Linked DNA regions of Homo sapiens: region 1 is linked to region 2. A link is a loop called in an ENCODE intact Hi-C map of the cell type or tissue named here. Cell type or tissue: Calu3. All regions are shown on one strand. Links, peaks and the distances in the headings refer to the core of each region. The heading gives the core; the rest is flanking DNA. Region 1 has its middle 340 kb from the start of ROCR. Region 2 has its middle 400 kb from the start of ROCR.

Region 1 (13,105 bases), core at 3,261-7,260, 51 kb before region 2:
TCCTCAAAAAATTTATTTTTATTTATTTTACTATTTTACCTGTTTTCTAACATTTGAGATCCCAAAATAAGTACAAGGAAGCAGAGGAAAGAGAAGCTACTTGGCCTATGCTCAAATGTCAAGTTGTCTCAAATGCAAATGAGCATGAACAGAGCCCCTCCTGGCCCCATGGGAAGGGGGTGGCAGCCTTTGCACCTCCTACACCATCACGCAACCCAGTATGTACCCCCAGACCCAAAGCATAACAGAAATGGTGCCAGCCTTAATAGAAATTGTACTGTGAGTCAGTCAGTATGAAAAAGAAAATAGAATTTTCTTTACGGGTTGCACTCTGGACCCTGAAGCACTTTGTATAATGAAAAGAAAACTGAAAAACAAGCAAAAAACCCCAGAAAACTGAAAAAACGATAGCAAAAGATTACTTAATAAATGGTATTGGGAATAAATACTGGGTAGCTTCCAGGGTGAAAATTGGATCACACCAGGCCTCTTAGCCAAAAAGACACCCAAAAATCAAAATTTGAATGTAAATAGATATGTATCAGCATAGAAAATAAAACATGGAATCATTTTATATCAATTATTTTTGAGTGGGAAGTCTTTCCTAATATATAAATTTCATAAAATTTAAAATATAAAAAGGTCAACAATTTGATTACATAAAAATTATAAAAACTTCTTATAAAAATACCATAAATAAAGTCCAATGTCAAGTCGAAAATTGGGAAAATATGTTTGTAAAGCATGTCAGAGATAAAGGCTTAATTTCTGTAATACATTCATACTTCCTGTGAATATATAAAATCTATAAGAAATGTGAAATCAGTAAGAAAATATATTTGCATTTTCTTTTATGTGCATTATCTTTTAATATCCTTTGCCCATTTTCCTGGGCTATTTTTCTAATTATTATTGTACAGCTATGTCTGATATGAGGTTTGGTACATCACTTACAATAGCAAAGTATTGAAAATAATTAAAATATCTATAAATGGGACTGGCTAAATAAATTATGACACATTCATATAGTAAAATAAGTAAAATAAGACTGTAAGAAAATAATTGGGCAAACTAATTTTTATTGATGTCCATGATATATTGTTAAGTGAAAAAAAGTTGCAGAAATGTGTGTATGTTTGTGTGTGTGTGTTTATAGTATGTGCTACATTTGTGTAGAAAAATATCTAGTCACATTTGCATCCAAATGCTTATCTCTGAAAAAGCACAGAGTAAAATGGTAACGACTGTTGCTATTGGGCAAAGAAACTGTTGCCACAGGGACTTTTCAGGAAGAAGAGAATTGGGTGAGACCACCCATAATCAAACACCTTAGCAATGTTGCAACTATACATATGAATATGCACCTTAAGTGAAATAGACTAGACCATCAATAACTTTCTATCCATTTAGGTCAGATTTTACCAACAAAGTTTGTCGAAAAGTTACAACATATCCTATTATTTCAGGAATAAAATTTGATTTTGGAATGAAATTGGATTTTTAGAATATATAAGAGAATCTAGAGTGAACTAGAAAGCTGTAATAATTTGGTTTTAATTGAATAGCAAAATATTAACCATATTCAGTAGTCAGAATATGGTTGAATAAGTCAAGGATGAATTCCAGAGAAAGTGATGATTGAGGCCATTTTGACTCTAAATAACATGCTGCTTATTACAGTAGCTACATGTTGTCCACTAAAATGAATGATAACATGGCTTGGTGATGAAAAAAAGCAATATGAAAGCAAAAAGATTGTCCCAGTGGCTTGTTAGAAAAGGTGGCTTATCCAATAATAAACCCAACCAAGGGATAATTTCAAAAGTTTAATTAGATTTATTTTTTATTACTCTGAATAGAGATTTTTTTCAAAGTCATACGGTTTATCAAGGCCTGATTCTTGGAACCAGTGAAAGAACACAATTGAAGAGGAAGAAATGAGAGAAAGGAACCAATTCTTTCATTTCACAAATATATATTGAGTGTTTATTCTTTCCAGCCACTGATCTGTGTTCCAGGATTAAAAACACACAGAGACCTTGCCTTCATAAAGCTTACAAAAATAACGAATACAGAAGGTAATTTCAGGTACTCTAAGTGCTGTAGTAAAACAGTGCAGCAAGGTAATTGGGAATGATGGTGGGAATGGTGGCTACCTCCACAGGATGATTAAAGGCTCTCTGAGAAGAGCCCAGGCTTGATGTATTGAGAGAACCAGTTATGTGAAGATCTAGGAAGAATGTTCCAGGCAGAATGCACAGTAAGTTCAAAAGATCTGACGCAAAGAATGGCCATAATCAAAAAATCAAAAAAATAATAGATGTTGGTGAGGATGTGGTAAACAGGGAACACTTCTACACTGCTGGTGAGAATGTAAACTAGTACAGCCAGTATGGAAAACAGTGTGGAGATTCCTTAAAGAACCAGAAGTAGAACTACCATTTGATCCAGTAATCCCACTACTAGGTATCTACCCAGAGGAAAAGAAGTAATTATAGGAAAAAGATACTTGCACACGCATGTTTATAGCAGCATAATTCACAATTGCAAAAGTATAGAACCAGCCCAAATGCCCATCAATCAATAAGCAGATACAGAAATTGTGTTCTCTTCAATTCTATCCTGCCTTACTCTGAAGCAGGCATGACTGTCTTCTGGTTCCTCGAACTTACTAGTGTGTTTATTCTGGCATCAGATCTTTTTTTTTCCCCCGTAGGTCTCCAATTCCATCCAGGTTGCTACGAATGTCATTTCATGCCTTTTTATGGCTGAACAGTATTCCATGGTATATATATATATATATATATATATATATATATATATATATAACATATATCATATTATATTTTATATAATATTATATATTATACAATTGCAGTATATAATATATATTATATATCATATATCATATATCTATTATATAAATATATTAAATATGTATTATATAGTTTAATATATAATTTATGTATATATTAAAAACATATTTTAATATGTATGTAAAATATATTTAAAATTATATATAAAATATATTTAAAATTATATGTATAATATATATAAATATATATTATATAATATAATATATAAATATATTAAATATATTTTATATAGAATAAGTTATATATTCTATAGTATATTATATATATATATATATATATATATATAATATATACCATGGAATACTATTCAGCCATAAAAAGGCATGAAATGATATTCATAGCAACCTGGGTGGAATTGGAGACCAGTATTCTGAGTGAAGTAACTCAGGAATGAAAAACCAAACATCGTATGTTCTCACTCATAAGTGGGAGCTAAGCTATGAGGATTCAAAGGCATAAAAATAATACAATGGACTTTGGGGACACCGGGGAAAGGGTGGGAAGAAAGTGAGGGATAAAAGACTACAAATTGGGTACAATGTGTACTGTTCGGGTGATGGGTTCACCAAAATCTCACAAATCACCACGAAAGAATGTGCTCGTGTGACCAAACACCACCTGTTCCTCAAAAACCTATGGAAATTAAAAAAAAAGAAAAGATCTGATGCAAGAATAAACCACTGGTAAGTTCGAGGAACAGGAAGACAGCCATGCCTGCTTCAGAGTCAGGCAGGATAGAATTGAAGAGAAATGAGGTTGATCATATATGGCCTTTGAGGTCAGGGGAGGGAATTTGGATTTTGTTTTAAATAGTATGGAAGCTTTTGAAGGGTCTTGAACAAGGGAGTGACTTGATCTGGTTCTTGTTCTTAAAATGTAATTTTGGCTCTTTGTAGGAAAAGAATTGTAGGTAAGAGTGAAGGCAAAATATAAGTTGGAGTCTTGTGGTAACACAAGTAAGAAAATCTTGAGAATTCTAGTGCTGGATGTGATTAGCTGAGTTGGGCTGTATTTTGAAGTTTGGAAAATATGTTTCATTAATGGACTTGATATGAGATAAGAAATAAGAGAGGAATCAAGGGTAATATGCAGACTTGTTACTTGATTAAATTGAGTGGACTGTGATCTGCACTACTAATAGGAATGACTGGGAAAAGGGCAGATGCAGAGGGGAAAAAAGCATAAGTTTTGGTCAGGTTAAAGTAGGAAGCTTCCTGGATGCCTCTCACACATTCACGTATTGGTGTTAATTGTACAGAGGGCAGACAACTCAGACCTGGGAATGCTAATACAGAAGTCATAAGCATACATAGGGAATTTAAGCCACAGGATTGTATAAAATCACCTAGTGAGGAAATACATAGAGAAAATAACAGTGGACAAAATTTATGTTGAGAAAGAGGAGGGAGGTAAAGAAGAACATTGATGAAATAGAAAATCAGGTGTCATAGAAGTCAAAGGAAAGACCACTCAACGGTACCAAACCTGTCAGAAGTTGAGTAAAATGGGACAGAAAGTTGGCCACTAGATTTGGCAACACGAGTCTTATTCTTGACCCCAGTAAGAGCTATTTTAGTAGAGTGATATTGATAATAGTTAATCGCAGTTGATTGAGGAAAGTGAAAAAGGTGATGGGGAAGAGACAACACAAATATACAACAAGTTAATGAGTTTACGTCTGAAAGGGAGCAGAGAAATAGGGCAGAGGCTTGAGAAAAGACACCTAATATTATGACATCCTAAGTCCACTGTGAAAATGTCTTGCAAGTTATAGAATAATTAGAAAATTATATATTTTTAATATGACTTCTTATAGGATGTCTGTGTAGGTGTGTGTTCATTCATGAATACGGATACTTCAGTTCATATATCCTAGGAAGAATAAGAAAGTGCCTTTGAAATTCACTCTGATGGGATGACTTTGAGGGGATGTGGCCTGAAGTTCCTATGCCCTTTGAGACTGCTGCTCTAGGTTTGGGATGTCTAGCCCGTCTACATGCCCCATCTGTTTTCTGGGACTTAGAAAACCAATGGTGAACATAGCTGTTCCTTTGTATATTTTGACTTCTTTCCTGACCCCAATTATTTCTTTTCTTTTTGAGACAGAGTCTTGCTCTGTCACCCCGGCTGGAGTGCAGTGGCATGATCTTGGCTCACTGCAACCTCCCGTCTCCTGGGATCAAGTGATTCTTGTGCCTCAGCCTCCTGAAGAGCTGGAATTACAGGCGTGCAGTCACCATGCCTGGTTAATTTTTGCATTTTTAGTAGAGACAGGGTTTCACCATGTTGGCCAGGCTGGTCTCGAACTCCTGGCCTCATGTGATCCACCTGCCTCAGCCTCCCAAAGTGCTGGGATTACAAGCATGAGCCACCACTTTCACCTTCCTGACCCCAATTATAAAACAAGAGTGTTATTTTTGATTTTTGTTCCAGTTAAAATAGCTCAGTCTTGGGTAAAAATAATTTGGGTGAAGTGGTGGGAATGAACCCTGGGAGAAAACCAACTCAAGTGCATAGGTAAAACTTTTGAATGGTGGTCATAAAGACACACAGCAGAGTTTAGAAAAAAGATTTTTCACAAGAATGCTCAGACCCTATGAATAGGTATGAGAAGTTCAAAAGCAGGGATGTAGATGAAGAACTCTACAAAATGTGTGACTTCTTGGTTACATTTTCCTTATAATATATTTATAAAATAGCAGGGGAAAATTGTCACTAAGTTGTGATTTCTATTTATTGCAACCATTTATTAAAGTTGATCATGTCTCATGTGATTTGTGTCACTGCAGCAGTAGGATAGGGAAGAAGGCTCTGGGGCAGTGAACAGGGTCATAGTCTTCTCTTGCTTCCTTTTCCACTGATGCTCAGATCAAGTGAGAATAGTCAACGGAAAGGCCAGTGGTGAGGAATAAATTTGTTAGTGTGGGGAAGAAAAGTGTGAAAAGGAACATGCTTTGTTGAGGAGCACATACTATGAGAATGACAGAAGACTACTTCTGAGATGAGCTATCCCTTTTTCCCCAAATAGAATAAAGAGAAAGTGGCAATTTCCAAGTGAAATGAAAACTGACATTGAGATTAATTATCAAGACCTCTTATCAGATCAGTGATTAGCATGAGTTAATCAGCAGCAAGGCCTGATGACCTTTGTTCTCTTTGGGGGCATGTTGACTTAGATTTGGGTTCTGGCTCATCAAACATTTACCATTTACCAGAACAATGGCCATATATGTTCAAAGTTCATAGTGTTGCCTGCGCTCGAATTGAACATGCAAGTAGATGAGCTTTATCCTACTTCCCATTCACAATTGCCAGGGTTTACTTCTAAAGATCTTCCACTTCAGGAAGGGCAGCAGAAAACGTACACTGGGTTCTTCACAGGCAACACTGGAGCACAGATTGCACTGTCTTCCTTTTCTTGGTTAAACAAGACCTCTGTTGACACTTGAATTAAGCATGATTTTCTCCAGTTGAAAATGTGAGATTCAGACAATTTAGCAGTAGACTGGTGCTGTGTTTGCCTAGTACCCTGTGACGTGTTCACTATGAAAGGCCAGCACACAGCACCTGAAATTCATAAGAACTCCAGAAGTGAGCTTGGTTGGACTTCTCATTTGTGGGATTGTCTGACCACTAAATGGTTGATGAGAGGCCTTAGTGGATGAGAGTATTGATACACTGAAATACACAAAATGCACATTTCCTTTTTTTTCAATATAAAATACCAATATACGGTCAGTGTATTTAAGAGGCTGGTAATATGAGTCTTTGTTAGTGTTTCTCTGTGTTTTATTTCCCTTTGCTTTCCTGAAACAACTAACTCTAATGAAACCTGACATCTTAGTGCTACAATATGTTGACCCTCCTTCTTATTGTGCATTGAAAATGTGTTAAATCATCTGTCTTAAAGTGTTTAGGGTGTCCTAGGTTTCTCAAAGGTGATCATGGCCCCAAGATTATTTGTTTTCTTATTGAAACATAGAGCAACCAGATATGAATGAAGGTGAGCACGATTGGACTCGATACCCAATAGCCAATTTTTGTAATAGACATTGTGATGCATGTCCCAGATCTTGTCTTCACAACATTCAGAACTAATTTGTTTCCCAGCTGGAGTTGACTGCTGATGGATCATGATTGAATTCCCTCTGAGGATGGCTCTCTGAAGAAGATAACTGCCTTGCCCAAGGTCATACCCCAAGGGGAGCCTGCATCCAAGAAAACATCAGTAGGGAAGAATAAAGACGTAGCCATCTTGGCAGAGCTGGGGACAATTCTGAAGGGCCTTCCTGTCCCACAGCTCTCTTTGAGATCAGCTGATGCCTTTGTTGCAATGCTTGCTGTTCAGCATTTTCTTCTGTTCCTGCTCCTCTCATTCCTTCAAAGATATCCCAGGAGCTCTCCAATAAACTTAGTGCATGCACATCTCCACCTTGGAGTCTGGTTCCTGAACAACAGAAGCCAAGTCAATGTTAAAATAGTTAGAAGATGATCAGGCTGTTTCTGAAGCCGTCTGTCAGAAGTATGGAATATAATTCTAAATGAGAAGGACAACTTTAACAGACCATGGTACAAGTTTCTCCAGCTTCCTATTGTAACGACAGCTAGATGGACAACTTTCTATAAACATCTCTTAAAGACCATGAAAGTTGGAAAGAAGGTGAGAGGAACTAAGATGCTATCAGGATTTCGTGAACTTGCTGAGATCCAAGTTCTATCGTTTGGCAGCAACATTTGCTTTGGATAGTTGATTGCAGCAGGACGGTGACCCAGGGCAATGTTTCTCAGACAAGGGACACTCGCTAAAAATTCGGAATCCCAGACCCTCCTTAGGGGTCAGAATCTGCAGGGCAGGGTCTGGTGATCTGTACTTAGCAGTCATTCCAGGACGTTCTTATAAATAGGGAAGACTGGGAAAATTAAACTATGACAAAAAGTCCATCCAATGCAGCTATTGAGAGAAACTATTTTTATAGAAATGAAAACAACAACAAAATCTCTGCATAGAGCCATCTTTTGTTATGAGCTGCCTTAGTCACAGTCTCGGAGGCCCAAACAACTACTTCTCCCATGTTGGTTACCAAGAAAACCACACTAATGAAAACAGTCAACAAATTAGATGTTCAGTCTTTCAAAGCACCATTTGTTCATGATGGAAATTAAAGCACCCTGGTGATAGAGCAATAGAATCCCTTTGGATTCTGGAAAGGCAGATTACTTTGTGCCTTCCCTTTGTGTCCAGGATTTGGGATAGATAATGATAAAGTAACTCGAGTCTTGGAATCTGAAGATAGGCATGGCAAGGTCATCTTCTCAGTGTTTCCTGAGGATCCTGTATTTCTTCCAGATGACCGGTGTTCTTTCTTACTTTGTTCCCTGTATTACAAAAGGCATAGTCAAATACTGGTTGATGTACTACACACATAGCCACATGCTAAGCTAATTCAGTGCTACAGAACATTATGGTATTTTTATTTGCAACCTATCAGGATAAATTATTTAGATGTTATTTCAATAGTGTTAGGTCAGAAATATCTTTTCTCCTATTCCTTTAAACTATAACAATTTTTTTAATATAACAAGTTGCTTTTCGTTAAAAGCATGAAAATAGTCATTCATGTAATTCCTGTTGGGTTTGCTAGGAAGTTAGCAATTTTAGACTCAATAATTAGATTTAGCTACTCCACGTTTCATGAGAATATTGGGACTATCAGCATTTCACCACTTTTAAATAGTGATAACCAAGAAGTCGGCAGAAAATAAGCTTTATTACATCTATGGTAATGAGGCTTGCTGTTCAGAGTCTCTAATAATTCCTTTGGGTATCCCAAGGAGTCAGAGCCAACGAAGGCAAAAGTATGTCTTTTTGACAGTCTAAAGACTTTGCAGATATTGATTTCCTATCCTTTTGACACTCGTATGGGGTTGATGTTTCCTTCATAAATGTACTTGGTTTCCCTCAGGGTCACTCAGTGGGTTTCTCTGACAAATTTACAGTTCTGGATAGATTTGTGATCACATGATAAAGTCTTTGACAAGTTTCTTTCCCCCCCTCACCCATGACTTGAAACCATTCTTTGCTAATTAAAAAGTTTCAGTCCGCTTACAAAGGCTTTATGACCAATTAAGGAAATCTCTACTGAAAAACATTTCAGAAGGTATGCTACTTAGTTTGCACAGGAAAAACGTACACCGCTCACGTTGTTGCTCAGAACTTCAGATATATATAATGGACAATTTCACTAAGTATTTGAATATTTGGGCCACTTCAAATAAACGTGTTTTTCCCCTTTGTAAGAGGATGTCTTTATCTTTTATTTATTTTTATTATTTATTTATTTTGTAGAGAAAGGTTCTCACCCTGTCGCCCAGGCTAGAGAGGAGTGGCACCATCATAGCTCACTGCAGCCTCAACCCCAGGGGCTCAAGCGATCCTCTCACCTCAGCCTCCTAAGTAACTGGAACTACAGACATGCGCCCACCACACCCAGTTAATTTTTAAATGTTTTGTAGAGATAGGATCTTAGTATTTTGCCCAGGTTGGTCTCAGACTCCTGGGCTCAAGCTATTCTCTCATCTTGGCCTCTCAAAGTATTGGGATAATAGGCAAGAGCCACCCCGACTGGTTTGTTTTTATACCTGGGTAAAAATACTTGTTTCACTATAGACTACAGCAACACACAGACATACCTAAATACAGACATACATAAAACCAATGCACATATATCAGCATGAACAATCAGATGGCTGAATCAAATTTTGCAGTGTATTTCAACCAATACTTACTATCAGCAGATCTTTGGCAGTGGAAAAGAGGGAGACATCATGTGACATGATGCCTTCAACATTTCATAACTTCTGCTTGAGAAACCAATACTTAGTATTTTAGTTTTAGGGATTCTAACATGGCATCACAATAACTGGTTGAAATGCAACGTTTATTTCCATTTTGCACTACCAAAACCAAGCAACAACAACAACTAAAACAAAATGTTTAGGTTATTTCCCCCTTTTGGATGAATTTTAATGACCTTGTGACTTTATTAAAAGTAGCAGAGATGAGGAAGGTAAAGTTGAAAGAAGTTCCAACTTCTGGAATTTGATTTGGTGACCAATGGGACAGAGTGGAACAAAACTTTCATGACGGCAAGACCTTATTTGTGCTAAATGGTGGGAATACAATAATACACAAAACAATATAAGCATTTAATATTTATTCAATAAAGAACTAATGGAAAATTTAAAAATGAGTTAGATTGGTTTATCTGAAGTTCCTAGATTGGGATTTTGAATGGGTCATGATTTTCCAAATCTATGCTGTCTAATATGGTAGCCGCTAGCCATATGTGGCTACTGAATTTAAACTAATTTGAATTAAAGTTTATTTATTAACCAGGCACATTTCAAATGTTCAATAGTCACAGTCACTAGTGACTATCCTACTGGATAGTATAGAGATAGAACATTTGCACTATTGCAGAATATTCTGTTGGACAGCGCTACTCTAAACAGATATGAAAATATTAAATAGAAGAGCAGGAATGGGAACAGCTGCCCTCTATTACAGTTTCACATTTCCAACTGCTTTCATACACGTCGTACTGACTCTGCAGACTTTACATATTTTAAATCCAAACTCAACCAAAATCTCCTCCAAATCCCTAATTTTATAATTAGCACTACCATTCTACCAGAAACCAAGGCTCAAAACATACGTGCAGTCTTTGTTTATTTTTGTAAAGTTAGATTAAAACCCTGTAGATACTTTCCCTACACTATCTGTTAGATGGATTCTTTCTTTCCCACTTCTGCTGTTTGAATGACTTGCATACTTTGGAACATACTTGATATTTGTAATAAGAGATGACCTTTTGACATAAGAGCAAGTACTCTGATTCCAGTGGGGAAAAAGATATGCAAAAAAGACAAATTTGTAATCAACCCATCCTTGTTTGATTTAGCTTGTAAATAATACTTTACATAGCTTTCCATCCATCTTTTGTACAACTTTATTGAGGAAATAAACTACATGTATTTAATTTGTACATTTTATTTAGTTCGGACACCTGTGAAACCATCAACAATCAAAATAATCAATGTTTCTATTACTCCCAAACTTGTGCTTTTTTATACTCAATTCCAATGCAACCACCTATTTACCCACTCATCCCTATCCCCCACTCTCTTTCAGAGAAAGAGACTTTACATTTAAAACATGTAAAGTCACTATAGATTAATTTGCATTTGGTAAAGTTTATACAAATGTTCATATAAAGGGGGAAAATGACACTACTTTATCTTTTTTGGACATGTGCCATTGTTCTAATGTAGTTTAGATAATATGATCAATACCTTGCAATTTGGTTAAAAAAAAATATGGATAGAGGCTGGGCATGGTGGCTCACGCCTGTGATTCCAGCACTTTGGGAGGCCTAGGCAGGCGGATCACCTGAGGTCAGGAGTTCGAGACCAGCCTGGCCAACATGGTGAAACCCCTTCTCTACTAAAAATTCAAAAATCAGCTGGGCGTGGTGGTCGGTGCCTGTGATTCCAGCTACTCAGAAGGCTGAGGCAGGAGAATTGCTTGAAACAGAGAGGTGGAGGTTGCAGTGAGCTGAGATCGTACCACTTCACTCCAGTCTGGGCAACAGAGCGAGACTCCGCCTCAAAAAAAAAAAAGTATGGATAGATGTAATTATTCAATGCCCCAACTATAGGATTTGCATAACACTGGAGATATATTAAAATATATTTTCCCCCAAATGATAAAATTTCTACATGCTGGGAGATGTTTTTGTATCAAGTCTGTAAGTTCAAGAAAAGTCACAAAAATAATAAGGCGTATTGAAGAATATGAAAACCAATAAGATAAATCCTTTCGCATTTTTAGTATGCTAAGAATTGACAGAGATGTCCAATAGTTAAGCCAATTCATGTATATTATCCTTTGCATTACTATGCTTAAATACTAATGAAAGCCAAATGTTTCCTTTAAAGATGACATAGAATCAAAAGTTTCAGGGACTTCCTCATTATTATTAACAAAAATACATGTTATGTTCAGATGGAAATTCCACAAAGTCAAGGGGAGCCAGGAGAACCTCAAAAAAGAGCTATCTTCTTTCCTGAGATATTCATTGGCATTTTGGCGTTTTGGGTGAACCAGAGTATTCAGTGAGAGAGCATCATTCACTTTTAATACATAGCTGATTAATAAAGGGTGCATATCTTGGCAATTTTAGGTATCTTTGAACCTTGCTCTTGATTGAGACCCTGGCATTATTTGAACAGTGGGGGACCGTTCACTAAAGGCACTCAGTTGTCTGAGCACCTTAGTTTCCTGCCAGAAAGCAAGAATAGCCTTTCTAAACTAGAGCCTTTGACGCCTGATGTTAAGCTCACTTGGGATCTCTCAGGTTTTAATTTTTGTAAGAATTGCAGAAAGAGCTTGTTTTAAAATTGCAGATTCCAGCCAGGCATGGTGGCTCATGCCTGTAAACCCCACATTTTGGGAGCCCGAGGTGGGCAGATCACTTGAACTCGGGAGTTTGAGACCAGCCTGGGCAAACCCTGTCTCAACAAAAAATATTTTAAAAAAAGTTTGCTGGGCATGGTGGCACATGTCTGTAGTCTCAGCTACTCAGGAGGCTGAGGTGGGAGGATTGCTTGAGCCCCAGGAGGTAGAGGCTGCAGTAAGCCATGATCACACCACTGCACTCCAGCCTGGGCAATAGAGACCCTTGTCGTGGTCAATGACTGTCTGAGGCTGGCACAAGGATAGTAAAGGAATTTGCCAAGACAATAGTGAGTTTAGAAAAGCAGATTTATTTAGAGGAAAGGGAGAGAGACATTGCAAGGAAGCAACGGGCAAGACAGCGGAAAGAAGGCTGTCTGCCAAGAGGCAGGGGCTGGAGGAGAATTTTAGAAGATCGTGCTGCTTAGGCTGAATGCTTGCAGACAGAATGCTTGCGTGCATGTGAGCCATTTGCAGTTGACCCCATTTCTTGGAACATTTGTTCCCCTCTATCCCTGTTTCTGTCCCTGCCAGCTAAGTCCATTTTTCAGTTTTCTTTTAACTCCTTAGGACTCCACAACCCTGTCTCAAAAAAAAAAAAAAAATACAGATTCCAGGGTTCAAGCCCTACACATTCTGTTTCTATAGGCCTGTAAAGGAACCATGGAATCTATATATTTAGTAAGTACCATATATAAATATGAAAAATGTGCTC
Region 2 (13,105 bases), core at 3,150-7,149:
GATCTGATCTCTAAAATAAAATAAAAAGTATTTGCTGCTGGGCATGGTGGTTCACACCTGTAATGCCAGTACTTTGGAAGGCCAAGGCAGGTGGATCACTTGGGCCCAGGAGTTCAAGACCAGTCTGGGCAGCATGGTGAAACCCCATCTCTACAAAAAAATACAAAAATTAGCCAGGTGTTGTGGTGTGTGCCTGTAATCCCAGCTACTTGGGAGGCTGAGGTGGGAGGATCACCTGAGCCTAGGAGGTCAAGACTGCAGTGAGCCATGATGGCACCACTGCACTCCAGCCTGAGTGACAGAGTGAGACCTTGTCTCAAAAAAAAAAAATAGTATTTGCTGATTTTTTCTGGTGTAAATACTCAAAATGTGGTCCATTTCAAGCTGTCAGTGGTTTAATAATCAGATAGCAAAATTCTTGAATATGTAATAATCAGCTGTAGGAGCTTGTTCTGAGATAATGCTGGCTTTCTGTCATCCACTTAAGAGAGAGTTTTCCAGATCTCAGATTACTTTCTTTGAAAGCTATTTATTATGATGTCAGATTGATTCATGTTCAGTATTTTTAAAGAAACAATAGGTAAAACTCTGAGCATCGTTACATTATAAAAAAATAGTATTCTGTTTCAATGGTAGACTACAACCCATTGGCTGAATCTGGCACATAGCCTGTTTTTGTACAGTCTATCAGCTAAGAGTATTTTTCACATTTTTAAAGGTTTGTAAAAGAAAGAAAAAGAGGAGGAAGGAGAATATTAAACAGCAACCATATGTGGCCAGCAAAGCCTAAACTATCTGGCCCCTTACAAAAAAATGTGTGTGATCCAGTTCTGCTTTATCATCACCAGAATTTAAAAATAAGATATATTTTAGTCTTCTATAAAAGGCATAGAGTATTAAGTAGAAATCCAAAGACAATATTATTTTCTGAAAACAAGAGGTAAGAGAGGTAGAAACATGAGTGTAATTAACAGTGATGGATGCTCATTTCTTCACTGTAGTAACCTCTTTACTATCTCTATGTATCCCATAACATCATGTGGCACACCTTAAATATACACAGTAGAATTTATTTTTAAGAAAGACATGTTAACAAAAATAGAGCAATATAAATACTCAAGTTAGATTGTGTGTTTTTTGCTTAAAGATACTTGGCATTTTAATCCCTAAGAATACAAATTTCAAATTCTTGCCAGTCTTTGGAATGGCAAAGGCATGGAGCAACTGCAAGTCTAATTCACAGTTGTTTCTTATCACATTAGCATACCCTTAGTATGTGACTCAACAAGTCTACTCCTAGCTACTTCACCAAGAGAAATGAAAACATATGAACACAAAATGACTTGTGTAAGAATTTTAACACAGCGTCATTTATGACAGCCCCAAACTGGAAACAACTCATATGTATGTGAGTATGGCAGTAAGGAAACAAATTGTGGTATATTTAATGGAATACTACTCAGCGGTAAAAAGGCCCACTTGCTATTACATGCAACAGTATAGATGAATTTCAAAAGCTTACAGTGAGCGAAGAAGCCAGATTGAAAAGATCGTACACTGTTTAATTCAATTTTCTGTAAGAAGACCGAATAGTAAGTATTTTCAGCTTTTCAGGCCATATTGTCTTTGTTTCAACCGCTTAACTCTGTCACTGCAGCTCAAAAACAGCCACAATCAATATATAAGGAAGGAGTGTGACTGTAACAATCAAACCTTATTTGTGAACACGGAGATTTTAATTTCATAAGCATTTTATCTATCATAAAATATTCTTCTTGAAAAATCATTTAAACATGTAAAAAATATTTTTATCTTTAGACCTTTACTAAAAAAACTTGTGGGTCATAATTTGCAAATGCTGTGTTGTAGATGACACTGTACTAACGTAAATGTCATAAAGCAGATAAATAGTTGCCTGACGCAAAGGACGGGGTGGGGTTGATTGCAAAGAGGCACAAGGGTAATCTTGGGGGGTGATAGAAATGTTTGCTATCTTGATTGTAGTGGTGGTTATATATGAGTATATATTTGTTGCAACTCACCAACTGTACATTTAAAATGGGACGTTTTGTTACACGTAAATTATTCCTCAATAAAATAATAAAGTTAATTTTTCACAAAAAAAGAAAAAGAATAAACTGCAAGTAGAAGTAGATGTATTTATTTCACTCTTATTCTCCCCCAAAACTTTCACTAGCTTGAATGCTATTTTACAAGACAGCAAGCCTATCTTAGGAGGTAACAGAGTTTCCTCTGTTTTGGTTTTTTTTTTTTTTTTTTTTTTTTTTTTTGCAACAGTTAGGAATGGGGAGACTTGAAGGAAAAGAAAAGAATTAACTGATTATTGAGCTCTTAACTAGTTAGTTGAATCTATGGTATCACGGTCCTATACCAGTATCATGGTTACTATACCAGTAAGATACACCACGTTTAGAATCTTTTAAAAATTAATTTGATTCAGAGCTGCTGATTTCATTATCATTAAGATATACTGTACAATCATGGAAATGTGCTGAAAAATAAAGGAAGCAAAAACAATTTTAAACATTATATTGACATAAATGATAAAGCTACATAATAATGTCAACAATCAAGCTTAATATCAATTTAATGCTAGTATTATACTACATGCTTTACCTGTGTTATCTAAATCCTCAAAACATCCTTCTGAGGTTTGATCTCTTTATTGTCTTCCTTTTTTCATGGGAAAAGTGAGACTTGTTGAGGTTAACCAGCATGCTTAGACTTGCACAGATGGAAGCCAGGCTGTCTAACCCTAGAACCTTAGCTTGATAAGACCGAGAAAAGATTTTCTTTCCCAGAAGTCTTTATTAGAATAACAACAAAAACAACAACAACAAAAGACTAGGTATCCTGGCTTTAAATCCTCTGGGGATTTTGAAGGATGAGAATATAAGGGTCTTAATTTTCTAAGTCCCATTCCTTAGTATTGCTTTACTTAGTATTTACTTTGCTTTATAGTGTCTTAATTTTCTAAGTCCCATACCTTAGTATTGCTTTACTTAGTATTTACTTTGCTTATAAGTGTGCAAAAAAAGTTTGTGGAATGAAAGAATTATTTAGGAATTGTTCCCAGAGTGTTTTGGCCTTAATTCCTTATGTAAATGTTTTCTCACCATTTAAAATTCTTTTTTATTAAGATGGAATTCACACAACATAAAATTAATCATTTTAAAGTGTACAATTGAGTGGCATTTAGTACATTCGCAACATTTTGCAACCATCACCTCTATCTAGTTCTCTTTCCCTAATTTTTAAAATAAGTATAAACTTTAGGGTCTATACATTATTTTTGTGTCTTCAAACCCAGGACAAAAATATATATTCAGCTAGAAATGTTTTTGATCACAACTGCTGTCTTGTCTTTAGCAGTGTAAACCACTTCAGATGTTCGAGGCTTCTTGGTCTGGGTACCACCAACATACTCTCCTAGCTGTTGAATGAAGAACACATTGGCAAGTCAAGACAATCTTTTCAAGATCAGGCATTTGCTGGTTATGCAACCTGCATTGCTGATATTGGTCCAGTTGCTTTTACACTCCTGGAGTATGTCATTCCTTTTTGATCACTCACAGTATTTGCTGTCTTGATGGGAAATGAGCAAGAGTGTTACACTCAACCAAAGTATGTCTGGGACTAGGTTACAATTCTTAGAGTTCTCTTCACTGTCCTTAAATAGAGATAGGGAAACCGTGATTTGAAAGTTGTTGCATGCTTTCAGATGGTTTGGAAGTCGGAAATTGTAGACACCTGGGCTGTTATATTACTCATGGGCTTGTTTTATGACCAGGATTGATGCCAGATGAATGTTGCTTGGGCAGGCTGCGGTGCTCACTCCCAGGTGAGAGTTTATAATGCCCTTCTGATAAGGAGAGAGCCACGGGGCAAATTACTGCTGGGCTCTGAAAGTTCACCAGAGATGGCGATCAACAGCAGACATCTGTTTACTTCCTTAACTTTGTGTATGAAATTCCCAGATGTGTATGCATCAAAAATGAGGGAAAAAATGAGTTACATCTTCTTTTATCAGTTGTCTATGTCATTCTACTTCTTCATAATTGTTTTTTTAACTAGAGTAAGATGTATCTGTTTGTATTAAACTGCTTTCTCATGATATTTTGGGGAACCTACTGAGTGGGAAAGGAAAAGAAGAAAAATAAGAAAAAAAAAAGAAGCAATCTTTTGGATAATCAATCATCAATCAGTCTTCCTCCCAGACCATGCACCTGTTCCTTTCAAGTTCATTGCAGAAGTGAATGAGAAAGGATTTTATTATATTGTGACCTTCTGTCTAAATTTTCCTTTATGAAGCAGTTGCAGCAGATAGTGAGGCTCCAGGAACTGCAACTGCAAGCACTATAAATACAGTTAAACAGACACATCTGGGAACAATGGTTATTTTTATGATAGAATAAAATTTCTATGTTTAAATAACACCCCATGAAAACTAATTAATCTTTAAAGTGTTAAAAATGTCCAGAAAATTATATTGCCTTGTTGCAATACATAAGAAGAGGGCATTCAAATCTGATGTCTGCTAAACTCTGTGATGACTTTTTATTTTTCTGGTGTCACTGTTCAGGCTTTGAAAACCAGATATACAATTCAAACAAACTACATAAGCAGGTGAATGCTCCAATTTCATTTTTATAGTGTGACTCAGCAGCTGTACTCCATCTAAGGCAGGTTGGACATAATAATAATTCACTCTAATTACTCCTTTCTGATAATGGGTACTCTTGGCATAATCCCCGAAAGAAAGCTTTGAAGTTGGCTCAAGTTACCAGCAGGAATCATGATAACACATTTTTATGATTCTTAGAAGTTTTTGTCCCCAGAGATCTCCAGATAGTTCTCTTTCAATGATTCATATACTTAGTGTTGCCTTATGACATATTTCCTGGAAAACTTTTAATCTCAGATGTTTTCCCTATTTGCCTAGCGTTTTCTCCTGCTACCCAGAGAGCCTCATTCTATGAAATGACACCATAGTGAATATAATACATGAACTGCACATACAGAAAAATATCACAAACTATGATGGAAATGACTTTTTCATATGACACCATTTTTGGAATATCCATGTGACTTTCTGAGTTTATAGAAATGATCAAGAAACGTATATACATCAATGGAGAAAAGATCTTTTATGGGCCTGCTATTTTTGCCTGCTGCTTCAACTACAAGTCTAAATAAAAGGAAATCAGAGAAATGTTTCTCAAAAAAGAAAAATACTGAAGATCAAAATAGTTGTAAGATGGTACAATGTTCTCCATAGACTTGACCTTAAGCATTCTGGTAGAGTGGTCATTTATTTTCTCAAGGATTTGATTTTCATGTCATACCGCTCTTCAGCAAATGCCACCCAATGTCATTTCTGTTAAAGTCCTAAATATATGCATTCTAAACCACAGCTCAAATAATATTTAATTGTTATTCTCTTGTGTTGTAATTCTATGCCAGTGAGGGGGTGGAAGAGTGGTAACTTATCACCAAGTATAGCATTTCATAAAATCTTTGAGCAGACAGAAATAACTTCCTTCAAAAGTATACAGGGATACTTTGATGTAGAACATATTTGTTCTTGCCCTCTGGAAGTCACTCATCACAGGAAAGACAGTTAATGACTTTCCCCAGATACGCATTTCTTCCTGTTTCTGTCATTCTTTAAATACTTGTCTTTTGCCACTAGCTTTTAGTCATTCATTACTGTGTAGATTTGAATAGCTGCAAATTCCAGAGGGAGTAAAATTGAATAATATCTAAACTCATATGGCCAAACATACAGACAGGGCTTACAAAGTACCTCAGTACCCAGGGTCCTATTTGCTTAAATTGTTTAGGCACCACTTGGGAAGGAACTCACCCAAGAAAAGAGTCCACAGACACAGCATATGGATAGGGGTGGTGTAGGCAGAGTTTGTGGATGGGTATGTATTTTGGTATTGGGAGAAGATAAGAAATTATCAACTGGGGCATAAGTTAAATATGTATAAGTTACATAAACTGCACCCATTTTGAGCATATACTTTGAGAAATTTTGAAAATATAACTCTGTGTAATCACCTCCACAACCTAAATATAGAACATTTATCAGCCCCAAAATTGTGCCCCTTTGTAGTCAATTTCAATTCTTCAACCTCTGACCACAGGCAACCACTGATTAGATTTGAATTTTTTGCAGTTTCATGTAATTATAATCTTAGAGTTTATACTCTCTTGTGTAAAGCCAGTGTTGTTGTGATTCATCCATGTTGTTGCATAAAAGTAGTATATTCTTTTCATTGCTTATCGTAATTTCATTTCATGGATATGCCACATTTATTTATCCAGTCACCTGTGGATGGACATTTGGGTTTTCTCTCATTTGGGCTATGGCAAATAAAGGTGCTATGAACATTCACAAACATTCATGTACTACTCTTTTTGTAGATATGTGTTTGCATTTATTTTGGTCAAATATCTAGGAGTACCATGGCTGATGGTCAGTGTATGATTATCTTGTTAGAGTAACTGACAAGCTGTTTTCCTGACTAGTTGTAATATTTCACATTCTTACCAGCAGTGTGGAACAATTGTCCTACATACTTGCTGACTCTTGGGACAGAGAAGCTTTTTAATTTTAGCCATTATAGTGGGGTTATAATGATATCTATTTGTAGTCCTAATTTGCATTACCTTGATGAATAAAGATGCTGAGTTTATTTTAATGTCCTTATGGTTATTTATACATCTTCTTTTGTGAAGTGTTGGAACAAAACATTTTTATGTAGGGTTATTTGATCTATTACTGATTTTTCAAGTGTTCTTCATATTCTAGAAATAATTCCTATACCAGATATATTTATTGCGAATATTTTCTTCCAGTCTGTTTGCTATTTCATTCTCTTATCAGTATCTTCCTTCCAAAGGGCGAATGTTTTCTCTCTTTTTATGATGAAGTCTAAGTTGCCCATTTCTCTTTTATTAGTTGTATTCTTTGTGACTTACCTAAGAAATCTTAACCTATTCCAAGTTTGTAAAGATTTCTCTTGTTTTCTTTTGAAAGTTTTATATTTTCTTTTGGAAGTTTACATCTATGTTGCATTTCAAGTTAATATTTTATATAGTGGAAGGGAAGAGTCAAGGCTCACTGTTCTGTATGTATAAATACTTATCCCCATATCATTGTGCAAAAGACTATCCATTTCTCTGTTGGATTGTCTTGGTAGCTTTGTCAAAGTTAACATATATACATAGCCACATATATGTGTGGGTATATTTCTGACTCCCTGATATGGTTTGGCACTGTGTCCCCACCCAAATCTCATCTCAAATTTTAATTCCCCTAATCCCCATGTGTCAAGGGTGGGACCTAATGGGAGGTGATTGGATTATGGGGGTAGTTTTCCCCATGCTGTTCTCGTGACATTGAGTGAGTTCTCACAAGAGCTGATGGTTTTATAAGGGGCTCTTCCCCCTTCATTCATTTGCTCTCTTTTGCCTGCCGCCATGTAAAATGTGCCTCCTCCCTTTCCACCATGATTGTAAGTTCTCTGAGGCCTCCCCTGCCATGTGGAACTGTGAGTCAATTCACCTCTTTCCTTTATAAATTACCCAGTCTCAGATATGTCTTTATAGCAGTGTGAGAACTGACTAATACACTTGCCATTCTGTTCCACTAATATATATTTCTATTTTTATGATAACAGCACACTTAAGAATAAGTAATAAAATCAGATATTATTCTCTTTGTAATTTTTTTTCCCTGCTATTGTAGGTTATTTGCATATCCATATATATTTTCAACTTAGCTTGTCAATTTTTAAAAAAATGTAGACTTGGTTATATTTAAAATATAGGCTGTTAACTTGGTTGGGATTGCATTAATTTTATAAGTAAAATTATAGAAATCTTAACAATATTGAGTCTTTTAATCCATGAACATGTTATAACTCTCCATTTTATTTAGGCATCAGCATTGTTTTGTAGTTTATGCAATGTTCTGCAGTTTTTAGTGTACAGCTCATGCTCACGTGTTGTTAAATTTATACTTAAACATTTAATTGCAATTGTAATAGTATTTTTAAAATTTTAATTTCTAATGCTTCATTGGTGGCATATAAAAAACAATTTATATTTGCATACATTTGACAAACTTACTTAGTGCCTTTTTTGTTATTTTGTAGGTTGTTTGGAATTTTTAGATAGGTAATCATATCATCTTGCAAATAAGGAAGTCTAACTTTTTTTGTTCCAATATGTATGCCTTTTACTTATTATTATTTTGTTATTGAATTGACAAGGATCTGTAGCACAATGTTGAATAGAAATGAAAACAGTAGATACTATTGTCTTGTTCCTAGTCTCAGAAGGAAATCATCACTTCTTTTACTGTTAAATGTAATGTTAGTATTATGTTAGCTTGTTTTTTCATCAAAACCCCTACGTGACTAGGGAAAATTCCTTCTATTCCTAATTTCTGAAAACATAAATAATGAATAGCTATCAAACTTTGTCAACTTAATTTCCTGCATTTTTGATGATCGTATGGTGTTTCTTTTTTATTCTGTAAATATGATGAATTTGATCTTTTGAATGTTACAGCAAACTTACTTTTCTGTAATAAATCTAAATATTCCTTAAATATTTTACAGAATTGTGTTTCAGTTCTATTGCTGCATAACCAACCACTTTAAAATTGATGAGTTTCAAACAACCTTTTTTTAGTGCACATAGAGTCTGAGTCAGGCATTCAGACAGACCACAGCAGAGATGGCTTATCTTTGCTCTTCTACTTTGTGTGCCTCAGGTCGCTAGATTCAAAGGCTAAAGTCACTTGATATCTGAGGACCAGACTCAACTCACATGTCTGGTGGTTGATGCTGGCTCTCAACCAAAAGATATATGGGTAGCTTTCCCATATCTTCTCATTGTTATATATTGGAATCACCTTTTATAACTAGAGTTGGAAGTTAAGCAGTGTAATTCTACTACATTCTATTAATTAAAAGCAAGTCCTACAATCACTCAGATACAAAAAAAAAAGAATCATATTACGTTTCTTTATGGAGTGTGACAAGGCTTCAAAAGAGCATGTGTGATAAAAGATATTAATGCAACTATATTTGGAAAATACTATTGGCCAAAACCAATAAAGCCATCTGGGACTGGAATTTTCTTTCTAAGAAGATTTTTACTTACAAATTCAGTATCTTTCATTGGCATTAATCATTCAAATTTTCTATCTCTTCATCAGTCAGTTTTCTTAATTTATGATTTTCAAGGTATTTTTTAGTTTTATCTAAGTGGTCAAATTTATTATGAAGTTGTTTGAAATATTCCCTTATTATTTTAGTCTCTGTGGCATCTCTAGTGATGTCCCCACTTTTATTCCTGATGTTGGTAATTTGATAATTTGTTTATTCTCTCTGTTACTCTCTGTCTGTCTCTCTTTCTCCCCATCTCCCACCCTTTTTTTCTCCTTTTCCCTTCTCCTCTTTCTCTCTAGAGCTTTAAGTCTACCAGTTTACTGCTCTGTAACAAGAATAAAATTTTGGTTTTATTTATTTTTTCTATTATTTGTTCATTTTCTATTTCATTGACTTGCACATTTTTCATTAGTATTTTTTCATTTCTATGTATGTGACATTTAATGTGTTCTCTTTAATCTAGGTTATTTTTCATAGTGGAGGGTTAGATCATTGATTTTAGATCTTTTCTAATATAAAATTTTAATGCTATGAATTGTTCTCTAAGCCCTTTTAGCTCTATTCCACAAATTTTGATGTGTATTTTAAAATTTCTTCTCAGTGAAGCATATTTTATAACTTTGGTTTTGATTTATTATTTTATTCATATGTTATTCGAAAAGGTGCTGCTTAATTTTCTCTTAAGTTTTGGAATGTAATTATCGTTTCCTTAATAGCTGTTCAAAGTCCTGCTAATGCCATTTTTTCATCTTCTCTATATGAGTCATTTTCTATTAACTGATTTTTGTCTTGATTATGGACAACATTATCTTCCTGGTCATTATGACTGTTTTTTGTTTGTTTGTTTGCTTTTGCCCTGATGTTTGTTGTATGTCTTTAAAGGATGTTAATGTTGAGTAGTTAGTCGAGCCTGTTCCATTTGAAGCTTGTTTTTAAGCTTTGTCATGATGGGTTTAGAGTACTCTTTACTCTAAGGCAAAGTCTGAGTCACTACTAAGGTGTGACTTTCCTGGGATCACCATCTAATGTCCAGGTATTCCATGAGGACTCTGCATTTTGGTGAATAGTAACTAGGGCATTTTCCAGCCCTGTGTGAACTCTGCTAATTGTTTAGCATATATTTCCCTGGCATTCTGCTTTATGTAACTTTTATTTCCCTGGTACACTGCCTTACATAGTTTCATAGCATACATGCATGTGCAATTTTATATTAATAACAGATTCAAAAGGACCACATTATGATTTCTGAGAGTTCTTGCTCTACACACCTTTGTCTTAGTCAACTTGGGCTATATAACAAAATACCATAAACTAGGTGGCTCAAACAACAGAAATTTCTCACAGCTCTGAAGGTTGGGAAGTCCAAGGTCAAGGTGCTGGCAGAGTTGGTGTCTGGTCAGGGTTCTGTCCTTGAGTTGTGGCCTTCTTGCTGTGTCTCTACATGATAGAGAAAGAGAGAGAGCTCTGTTTTCCCCTTCTTATAAGGACATCAGTCCCAACATGGAGACCCACCTTCATGACCTCTTCTAACTCTGGTTACCTCCCAAATGCTCCACCTCCAACATTAAATTGGGGTTAAGGCTTCAACATATGAATTTTGAGGGGACACAATTCCATTCATAGCAACCTCCTTCTTTTTTGGTACTCTACGCTGAAAATTAAAGCCACCTGAGTCTGGCTGAACATCAATCTTTACCTAACTCAGTGAAACCACCATGCTATGTTTGGGATGGTCCTAGTGATAGGTATATACTGCTATGGTATATAAACCACTTCCAGTCAGTTCTGGAAGAAAGTATGAGACTCACCTCTTTTGTGTCCCCTCTCTCAGGAATCACAGTACTGTGCTACCAGTTTTTCAATGTCTAAAAACTGTTTCCTTGTGTATTGTATTCAGTTTTCTAGCTGTTGAAGGCAGAAGATATCTTAGTTCAGGCTGCTATAACAAACTACCATAGCCTGGGTGTCTTATAAACAACAGAAATTTATTCATCACATTTCTGGGGGCTGAAAGGCTGAGATCAGGGTGCCAACGTAGTGAAGGCCCTCTTCTCGATTGCAAACCCTTGCCTTCTCATTGTGTCAACATGTGGTGGAAAAAAGGTAAGAAACTTCTACGGGCTCTCTTTTTATAAGGGCACTATTCCCTTTCATGAGGGCTCCAACCTAATTACTGAGTTACCTCTCCTAGGCTCTACCTTCTAATACTATCACATTGGAGGTTAGGATTTCAACATGTAAATTTGTGAGGGGTGGAGGTTGGGGGAACAAACATTCAGTTCATAACAAGGAATTAAATCTAGTCCCATTTTCTCCATCAGGAGAGTTTTGAATACGGCAGAGTCGATCAGTCTCCATGCCGTTGACATTGATCTCTAGGTATCCCTTATCCCTCTGGGACTGATCTTAAATATCTGCAGAACAGAGAGTGAGACAATAACAACAAAAGCAGGATTGTTAAAATCTCTGTAAGACATGGAAAGCTAAAGTTGGTTCTGCTTTGTTTCCTAGGTAGCAGGGTGGAGCCCAAGTTGGCATGGAAATTATTTTGCCTACCTTAGCATTGGTGCATGGAACTGAAGAACAATTCCTGGAATGTAGGAGGAGATTTTAGTAGCCAGGCCAGCTTTTATCTGCATGGCAACTTGGGGGTCAGAACCTAGGATGCTAACTGTAGAAGCAAAACCGAACCAAAAAACAAACAAACAAACAAAAAAAACAAAGCCAACTTGTTATTCAGTAGTCTGGGAAGAAGGTATCAGAAGCAAACCTGTAACAGTACAGAAACTTAAACTCTAGGCATACTTAGAGCTATCCAAGGTCAGGAAAACGATCTTGATTTTATACATGTAGACCTTGTCTGTTAAAGTCGTAGGGAAAAAGGCAGAAGCACTTACTCTAACAGTACTCACGGATCGGTGTGATTAATAATCACAAGCAGAAGTGGGAAGAATTATTCAGGATGACCTTAAGGATTAGTTTTTGAGCCATATGTGATACATTGCCTGGGAGTTCTGAACTAGTACAGAGCTCTTTGGGGAAAAAAAATGCTACTTTTTCAGAAGTTCCATAGGTGGTATTTTAAACAGAGATACTGTTAACATATCTTATACCTGTAGGCTCTGTCTTTGGGGGAATATACAAGACCTATTTGCTTCAAAAGTATCTCCAGATACTTTCTTTTTTTTTTTCTTTTTCTTTGTTTGAGACAGGGTCTCACTCTGTTACCCAGACTGGAGTACAGTGGCTCTATCATGGCTCACAGCAGCCTCAACCTCCTGGGCTCAAGTGGTCCTCCCAGCTCAGCCTCCTGAGTAGAAGGGGCTACAAGCATGAACCACCAGGCTCAGCTAATTTTTGTATTTTTGTAGAGACAGAGTTTCCCCATGTTGCCCAGGCTGGTCTCAAACTTCTGAGCTCAAGTGATCCTCCCATCTTGGCCTCCCAAAGTGCTGAGATTACATGCATGAGCCACCACAGTTGGACTTACCAGATACTTTCTGAAAGGGTTAGAATATGTGGCAGGATCCTAGATGTGTCTATTGTTAAGACCATTTTGAGAGAATGATTTTTTAAAATTTCACTAGGTATTAGTTTTCTACTGTTGCCATAACAAATTATCACAACCTTAATGACTTAAAAACAACTCAAGTCTATTATGTTAGATTTCTGGAAGTCATACGTCCTAAAATCAAGGTGTCAGCAGGACTGTATTTCTTCTGGAGGTTCCAGGGGAGATTTTAATTCTTTGTCTTTTCCAATTTCCAGAAGCCCCCTGCATTCCTTGGCTTGCAGCATGTTTTCTTACATCACTTTGACCTCTACTTACATCCTCACATCTCCTGCTTTGACTCTCACCCTCCTGCCTTTCCTTTATAAGGACCCTTGTGATC

The links. Hi-C counts contacts between places; a loop is a spot of excess contacts. Peaks named below come from ENCODE experiments on the same cell type or tissue, not always from the same donor. Only the 100,000 strongest peaks of a DNase experiment are listed, where the experiment ranks them.
Region 1: a loop joins it to region 2, with 2.2 times the contacts of the local background. A loop is called at or near these places in 3 of 110 quality-filtered maps.

The regions. Positions count from the first base shown.
Region 1 is chr17:71,674,923-71,688,027 of GRCh38, reverse strand. No RefSeq gene overlaps it. Among named protein-coding and RNA genes, the nearest start is that of ROCR, 340 kb to the left of the region's middle. In Calu3, for the core only: no CTCF peak of the experiment used is centred there; no DNase peak of the experiment used is centred there.
Region 2 is chr17:71,624,214-71,637,318 of GRCh38, reverse strand. No RefSeq gene overlaps it. Among named protein-coding and RNA genes, the nearest start is that of ROCR, 400 kb to the left of the region's middle. In Calu3, for the core only: no CTCF peak of the experiment used is centred there; DNase peaks (open chromatin) are centred at 3,838 and 4,748.